2 separate regions of the Mus musculus genome follow, and region 2 is linked to region 1. A link is a contact called in ENCODE Hi-C data. All regions are on one chromosome and are shown on one strand. Each heading gives the region's core, a stretch centred on a gene start or an enhancer-like site at or near the end of the contact. The rest is flanking DNA. Distances are from core to core; before and after follow the strand shown.

Region 1 (4,284 bases), core at 419-2,918:
ATCTCTTTTGGGGTGGGCCAAGAAGTTCACATTCCCAGCTTGGTACTTATGAACCTCATGCAGGCCACTGGCACATTGGCACAAAGCCAGGGTTTAGTGATTGCACAAGGGGCCCGATCCCTACGAAGCCAGCCCAAGGAGCCACATCAGCTCTCTCTGAGCCTTCGCTTGTTGCAGCAAATACTCCTCTTCAAGTCACCTGCAGCCAATAGGATGCTAGAGGACAGGCTCCTAACCATCTTGGCTCTCCGCAGCAGTCTTCTGCAGACTTCTGCAGAACTGGGGTGTCCCACAAAGAGATGAGGGGCACTTAGCACACAATGCTTTCTTTTCTGGTTTTGGTGGAGAAATCTCTGCTGTCTGATCATGACTCAGAAATTATATAACTTGTTCAGAGAACAAAATGCTAAGTGTTCATTAAGTGAGTTGGGAGACCCAGAAGGTCCAGACACTGTATAGAGCAGGTCCTGGAGCTGCAGGCAGAGATCTAATTGGGGGGAGGCCCTGGAAGGGAGAGAGGATGAGAAGGAGCTTTAACGGAGGAATTTCTGAGACCATCATGGAGTTCCCGTCTTTTCTTTAGTGTCTCCAATCGGCTTCATACAATACAGTCAAGGTATAGTGGATCAACTCCAGGACAGGCAATCACAGTGCAGACCCATCTTACCATCTGGGAGGTGGGACATCTCCATAGGGTGATGGAGAAAGGTCACAGGCAGGGTTGGGACGAGAACTCTTGCCTTGTCTTTCCTCAATATTCTCTTTCTACTTGAAAAGAGAAGGATAAAGTCCTCCAGTGCTGGAGTCAGATGGCTTTAGTGTGTAGCCTGAAAGATTCAGTCTACTGGCCATGTGACTCCTCCACAGTACTAAAGGGAATAGATTTCTCCAATAGAGTGGTCCAGCTTGCCTCTTCCTCTGGGCCCCGGGAATTAGCTCATTAGACTCCTCTTGGGTGTCGAGACAATGGGTTGCCATGGGTACTCTCAGAACAGCACCCAACATGTAATGAGTTCTGTAGGGTGGGGTCATCCCCTTCTTCTCCCTCCAACTCTCCTTCTTTTCCCTTCCCTTCTTCCCCCTCCTCTTGAACCTAGGTCTGGTTAGCTGTGGACATTTGTCTATTTTGCTATAACCCCTGGCAGTTTCAGCGTGTTAGAGGAGTGTGGGAATCGGGCACTGGCCTGTGTCCTGCAGTGAGCCATAAAACAGCGGCAAAGGGAGCGGCCAGTGCAGATAGGCCTAGAGATGAAAGGCAGTGTGTTTTCCTTTCCAGAGTTCGGCTGTGTTCCTGAAGGCCCACAGCTTCCTCTGTCCTGCTGCTGGCTCTCCTTTTTTTTTTTTTTTCTCTTCCCAGTTCCCCTCAGGGATATCTTAAGAGGCAAACTTCCAGCACTAACAGGAGGTCTTTTGTTCTCCTAGTCTCAAAGTGGACTTTAACCCAGTTACTACAGACTGAGTCACAGTAAAAACAAACAAATAATAATACTTGGTTTTTCTTAAAGCCTCTTCCATTCCTGTTGACTGAAAAGGGGGAATCTGACACTTTCTTGGGCCTATGGGGGCTCTTCCCCACCCCAACCTTTTAGAGAGACAGTCTCAGAGAACCTTCCAGAACATTCTGGAGCTAGGCACTATGACTTGTTTTAGACTTTCATCTGATTTTGGGTGGTGTATGGACTCTGAGGAATTTGGGGGTCTCAGCATAGTCCTGGTAGGGCTCATCCTAGTCTGAGGAGCACTTGTTACACTCCTGGTGTGGACACATACTTACTCCTGGACTAGCCTCCCTTATTCACACTTTAGAGTCTTTATATGTGAAACTAGGGGATGAGGACATTCTCTGATTTTATCAAGAGAGACTTTGCGATTGACCCTGCTCTGCTAGAAGACGCTAGGGCAAATTAAGATGCTGTTTATAGCAGTCTGAGTCCATTCACTAAAAGCTTTATGGGCCCTTAGGAGTAGGGTGGGTGTCAGAGGAGAAAACCCCACTTCCTGGCCTCAGAAAGGCACACAGGTAAGCAGGGAAATGCGGAATCTTTTCCTGAGGTAAGATGGGTTTGTGTGAAGGGAAGGGGGTGACTGTTTCCATGGGGAGGGCATAGAAGTTTTTCCTAGGGGATGTAGCAATTGAGAGTGGAGCTGCTCAGGGAATGGAAAGTTGGGTGTTTAGGACAGGTGGAAGGAGCGAGGAAGGGTCCAAGGCATTGGGCTCATCAACAAAATGCTGTCTTAAGTATTTCTCTAAGAAGTTTTGCTTACATGTAAAAAAATATGGTTTTGCTTAAAGGCTCTTCTATTCCTGTTGACTGAAAGGGGGAACCTGACACTGCCTTGGGCCTACGGGACTCTTCTCCACCCCGATCTTTTAGAGACACAGTCTAGGAGAACCTTCCAGAACATGTGGAGCTTGGCACTGTGACTTGTTTTAGACTTTCATCTGATCTTGTTTAAGCAGACCTGGGCCTTCTCTTTTGTAAAAAGAGAAGAGTCTAGAAGAACATGCTACCAGCTTTGGAACTCTGTTCTAAGATGTCCGACTACATGCAACATTAAGACATGCCTGAGGCCACTAGTCCATCAGACACACTGCCCAAGGGTGTAGCCGTGGTTCCCAGTGAAAGGATTCCCATTCCCTAAGAGCTTGTCATCCTTAACTCCCCAGAGTGCAAGGACCTTGGGCAACACACTCATCACTCCCATCATGAAAAGCCAATTCAGGTGCTTGAAAATGCTGGTTCAATTAGCCCCAACTTCTAGGTCTTCTTTCTATGTGCCATCTCCAGAATCCTTGGGTAGATTGATGGTCCTCTGTGTGGCTATGGCTCATTCTTTACATTGTGACTTAAGCTCCATTCTCCAACAGCCCTCCTCCTGGGCTGTGAGCTCCTTAGAGGGAACTATGCTAAAGTACTTTTGTTTGTTTGTTTGAGATGGGGCCTCACTATGTAGCCTGGCTGTTCTGGAACTGGCTATGTAGACTAAGCTGGCCTCAAACTTATGGATATTACCTGCCTCTGTTTCCTGAATGCTGAGAATAAAGGCATGTACCATTGTCCCCAGCTAGTACTGTCAAACAGTCAATCTTTCCCAATGTTTGTTTCATAGACCTATAATGTGACCAAGGGATGGTTGATGGTGTATTCTGTTCTGTCTGACAAATAACAACAGAAATGTCACCTTCATCACCATCAACTTAATAGGCTTAGGCCTAAGACTTCCCACTGATCTCAGCCCTGTATAGAAAGAGATTTTTTTTTTCTAAGAAGCAACTCCCACTCCATCGTTTGAAATCTGACCAAGAGAATAATGGGAATCCAAGGCAGGAAACATTCTCTTTTTCAAGCCGATTTCTTTGCTTTAGTGAACCCAAGCAACATGAAAGAAGCCAGCATCTCTGGGTCCAGACCTTAGGCTCCTTACAGAGACTCAGCCTAGCCAGTTGGTGCTGGGGAACACCAGCCTCCCTCTTGGCCTGCCTTTTCTGGATTGGTTCTAAGAGGTTAAGAAAAAAAAATTCCAGGAGCAGACTTGCTCTCAGGGACAGTAGCTGGTTGATTTCTTCTGAGAAAATGGAAACCTTGGTCTTCTGATGTGTGCAGTGACAGACACAAGAGGAATTTTCCGATACAACCAGGGAGTAGATTTTCCAAGGACAGGCTGACCAAGAGAAGCCATCATCTGATCATGATCCAGAATTAGGTAATGTGGCACCCCCTGGAGCAGAAGAGGTGACTGGCTACCCCAGGAGGAAAGTTGTATTCTCTTCACTTTCTAGTGTGTGTGGTGATCTGCCACCAATGGGATTAAGGATTTCAAGACAGCTGGGTCATCTCAGTGCCATTTCCCCGTGGTGAGAAGAGACAAGATGTTGATTCTGTTTGGGAAGGAGGTGATGGTGACGGGCAGCTGAAAGCTAGACCGCTCTCTAAACTGTGACAGAAATGGTATGCACAGGGTCTATCTACGGGGCACTGGCTTCCACAGTGGCCTGGCTGTACCCTTCCATGAACTCATTCATTATTCCATATGCTTACTCGGCTCCGCTCTGTGGCTAACCCTGTCCTATGAACTGGACGGACAAAGACAAATTGTCCCCCACCCTGGTTTGTTCTCTGGAGTTCCCTTCATCTTCCTCTGCAAGAGAAGGACCATTGTTTTCCCGAGCTCCTTTCTTTCTCACAGCCACGGCTGATTTTTCAAAGGTCTCAGGGATTCTGGAAAAGACCTCGGAGAAGGGATGAATCACACTCAGGATTGACAGCCCACCGAGGAGCTGTC
Region 2 (4,120 bases), core at 197-2,696, 49 kb before region 1:
TCCCCACCAAGAATGTGGGGTGCATTCCTAGGTATGCCAGGCAGCTTGTCTCCCACAGCACCCAGATGCTTCCGGGATGGTGTGGGGTGCTCTCCTAGGAGAGAGAATCAGGCAGGGCTTTGGATGGGGGTCTGACTAGAGCAGCACTCTGTAAATTCTAAGAATGTGTATACATCGCAGAGGCCTTCCTCCAGCTGGATTATAAATAGAGGATTAGTTCAAAGGCAGGCAGCCTTTTAAAGAGACGGTGCCAAGCAAAGTCTGCAAACCAAATACAGTAAAACCTTCTTAAGCCCCTGTTGGTTGATTCCAAATAGCATATAAGTCAAAGTCACAGCATTTTCCTGGCTGACTTGGTGCCTAGCTGTCCTTTAGTATCCTTGGGGGTCTGCCTGAAGCAATGGTGAAGCCTCAGTCATCTAGGCCAGCACATGTCACTTTAGACGGCAGGACATCCCAGTTAGCTTGAAGTTTGTTCTCGTAAATTGCACGCTTATGAAATGCAATCATTTTTGGTCAAAGCTTTTCTTTAAAACTGTCATATAGGTAATAGATTTTAGTGTAGAATAGGTTGGGATTTTTCTTTTTGGAAAGGCTCTCTCTCTGTTGTTGCCCAGGCTGATAGAGGACTCATAAGCTCTAGCAATCGATCTTCCTGCCTCAACTTCCTGATTAGATAGGACTACAGATATGTACCATCATATCTAGCTAGGATGTTTTTATTTTAATTTAATATTTTAAAACTCTGCTTATGGTCGAATTTATAAGTATTAGTTAGTAGAATGTTATTCCAGTCACACCGAGCCTTCAGATGTGTGTATTTATGTTCTTTTGGGGGTTCATAGGTCTTTTTTACATTAAAAATATTTACTTACTTTAAAATTATGTGTATATGTGTGCATCTAGATGAGAGTATGTACATGAGACTGTGGGTAAGAGAGGAAGCGAGAATTCGGATTCCCTTGAAGCTGGAGTTAGAGGCAGTTGTGACCTACCCAATGTGGGTGTGGTGAATTGAACCTAGATCTTCCAGAAGAGCAGTGTATGGCTTATCTTTAGTCTTTTTAAAAACAAGTGTCTTATCTCTTCTTTTGTAAACCAGCAGGAAAATGGTATATTCCCTGCAGCAACCTCACAACCCGTCTTTTTCTTAGCTAATTTTCTTCCTTTAGTCTGTTCTGGACTGAGAAACCATCTATGCAAACTTATTAAATTTCTATGTGACCAAAAGGGTACCAATACAACATGAGTAAGGGATCCAAAGTTCCCCATTCCACAGGACTCAACCAGTCAGTCTTAAAGGGCCACAGACCACTCAGCCCTCCAGGGACACAGTTGCTTTGGTTGTATGATTCTCTAAACAGTCCAGTATGGGTTTAGGTGGATTCATCTGGCTGCTTAGACACCTCTTGGCTCATCTCCAAGCTCTGGTCTTATTTTAGATAGTGAGGTATGTGGGGAGCTATGTTCTGGATAGAGGAAGCTTTCTTCCGACTTTACGTCTATATTCATCAAAACTGTGAGTTTGAAGTCATTGAGGTTTTATTTGTTTTTTTTTTCCTCCTAAACTTAATCATGTCAGTGGTAAAGGTACTGAGTTGCAAATTGGCTTATAAGAAAAGATAGAAACTGGATATTCATAGGCTAAGCCAACACAGAGGGGCTGGGAGGTAGGTGTGTGTGTGTGTGTCCCCTCTAGTAAGTTATGATCAGAATCAGTGCTTTATATAGTCCCCAACCAGCCAACCTCCCATCAGCCAAGACCAGACATTTTGAATGGAGAAATCTGACTAGTCAGAGGAATCACTATACTCAATACCAGAATTTCTAAGCCTTCCTAATGCTGCAACCCTTTAATACAATTCCTCATGTTGTTCTGACCCCTGGTCATAAAGTTATTTTCGTTGATACTTCATAACTATAATTTTGCTACCATTATGAATCATAATATAAATATCTGATATATAGGATATCTGGTATTCAACCCCCAAAGGGGTCGAGACCCACAGGTTGAGAACCACACTGCTCTCTGCGCTCCAAGGCTAAGAAACAAAGAAATGACTCTCAGAAGCCCTGCTGCCCAGCCCCAGCCTGAGGCAACTCCATTAGCCTGCCTCAAAGAGGCAGGAATCTCACAGGATTTCAGAGGTTGTCCTGAGAGGGGCTCTTCCAACCGGTTTCTGTATAAAAGTTCAGGCTTACTTTGTTCTCATATATTGTCCTGTTAAGACACTGGCCTCTTTGCTGAAGGTGTCCGTCATTGGCTGGTCTACTCACATACTGACCCAACTTGTTCTAAGAAATTACATAGTCATGACCTCGGGCACATGCCTCTCCTCCCTTCCTCACATATGATTGGGTCAGGACACCTGAGGGTGACCCTTTCTTTGGCTAGCTGGCAATTATCAGTGATTGATGTGGCTTGACACTGAAAACTAAGCGAGGGTAAAAGAGTCTGCTCAGGGGAATCTAGAGTTAATTGGAAAGCATGGGCCAGGGGGCCACAGACACAGCGACTAGGAAGATAGGCAGAGGATGGAGTGCGGTTCGTCTCAGAGCTGACTTTACAGTGAAGTGGCAGCTGGCAGTGAGGCACTGAGAACAGAGGTTCAGGGAGGGACACTTGTGGGAACCAGAGCTGAGTCCCTGCAGTTTGTCTTTCCCTTTGAGTCGCACTTAAACTCATGTTCCCAGCCCTGAAAGACTCAGTTGGCTTGAGTGGACCTCTGTTCTACTGCAACAAGACTGCCATGTTCTCTATAAAGTAGTTTCTGTAACCCTTGGAACTCAAAGCTAGAGCCATCCAAACACGTCCTTTTCTAGCCTAAGGAGTTATTCATTTATTTTGTTTTTAACATTTTCCTCCAAGGACCCCTCTTACCGAGGCTTTAATTTTTGTGCTGTTGATCTCTGATCTACAAGTCCAGCACCTTCGTGTTTCACTCTGATGCCTGGTGCTAAGGTTGCCCTGGATACCACCAGGACTGACTTTGGTGCCCTGTATCCCTGGCCATCAGTCCTAGGGCCGTGTTCTGCTTAGTCTTCTAATGATAGGGCTGCCTGCTGACTGACACACAGATCTGCTTCTTCCCTAATCTGATATTCCCCAGAGGGGCATCACTGTCAGCAAATGTCAGCGCAGGAAGGGGCTTGGCTGTCAACTAGGCCAACCCTGTCATTTTAGCAATGAGGAACCTGAGTCCCAGAGAGACTACACAACTTACTCAAGGTCAAACAAAGCTGAGCAACTCGTCGGGCACCCTGCGTATTCTCCCTCTGAATGCTCTTTGCAGCCTCCACCCACGCCCCCCCCCCCACACACTTTTTTTTCCTAGCTTAACCTCACTGATTTAAAGTGTTCTTCTGACCTCAGAGGGCATTTTGAATTGTGTGTATTCAAATTCAGACACTTATTGTTGATTTTCCAGGGTTGATAGAAATGATCATGCAAGCTCGGAAAGCTGAGGCAGGAGGATTACCTGAGTTAAGAATGTTTGGGATTAGTCTAGGAAGCAAAGACACACCAGATCTCTTAAAACCAAACAGAAAGAAGTAATGTGCAGTTATTTCTCAGAATCTAGAGTATGCCTAAGGTAGGATGAAGCCACAGGTGAAGTACTTTATTAGATATATAAGTGAATCACATTGGAGCCTCATTGTATCGCTGCTATAACCATGCACAGAGAGACTAAATGATATAATAAAAGAAAATGAATTTCATCTTGTTTTGTTGTTTTTTTTTTTAAAAAGATTTATTTATTTATTATATGTGAGTACACTGTAGCTGTCTTCAGACACACCAGAAGAGGGCATCAGATCCCATTACAGATGGTTGTGAGCCATGTGGTTGCTGGGACTCATGAACTTTGAAACTCATGAACTCATGAACTTTGGAAGAGCAGTCGGTGCTCTTAACTGCTGAGCCATCTCTCCTGCATCTCACTATATAGACAAGACTGGCCTTAAATTCACAGAGATTCACTTGGCTCCACCTCCCCAGTGCTGGGATTAAAGGCATGCACTACCATGGCCAACTTGGATCTTTTCTTTTGCTATTTGTTTTGTTTTTTTTCTTTTCTTTTCTTTCTTTCTTTTTCTTTTTTTAAATGTGTGGTACCAT

Evidence for each region. Hi-C counts contacts between places; a loop is a spot of excess contacts on that map.
Region 2: a loop to region 1 is called in a map of regulatory T cell, with 2.0 times the contacts of the local background. The contact joins the enhancer-like site here to the promoter of 4933435C09Rik in region 1. A Hi-C loop is called at or near these places in 1 of 37 maps with a recorded cell type or tissue (regulatory T cell).

The regions. Positions count from the first base shown.
Region 1 is chr12:79,933,923-79,938,206 of GRCm38, reverse strand. 4933435C09Rik (a long non-coding RNA gene) reads right to left here and starts at 1,668. Exons shown (of 3, transcript XR_381736.3): 1 at 668-1,668. 9430078K24Rik (RIKEN cDNA 9430078K24 gene) reads left to right here and starts at 1,943. Exons shown (of 4, transcript NR_131074.1): 1 at 1,943-2,020. Gm51985 (a long non-coding RNA gene) reads right to left here. Exons shown (of 2, transcript XR_003950201.1): 2 at 3,341-4,284.
Region 2 is chr12:79,982,482-79,986,601 of GRCm38, reverse strand. No RefSeq gene overlaps it. Among named protein-coding and RNA genes, the nearest start is that of Gm36834, 35 kb to the left of the region's middle. Within about 2 kb of position 1,446, at least 1 of the 3 ENCODE cell types and tissues checked has a DNase peak (open chromatin) inside an H3K27ac peak, as active enhancers do.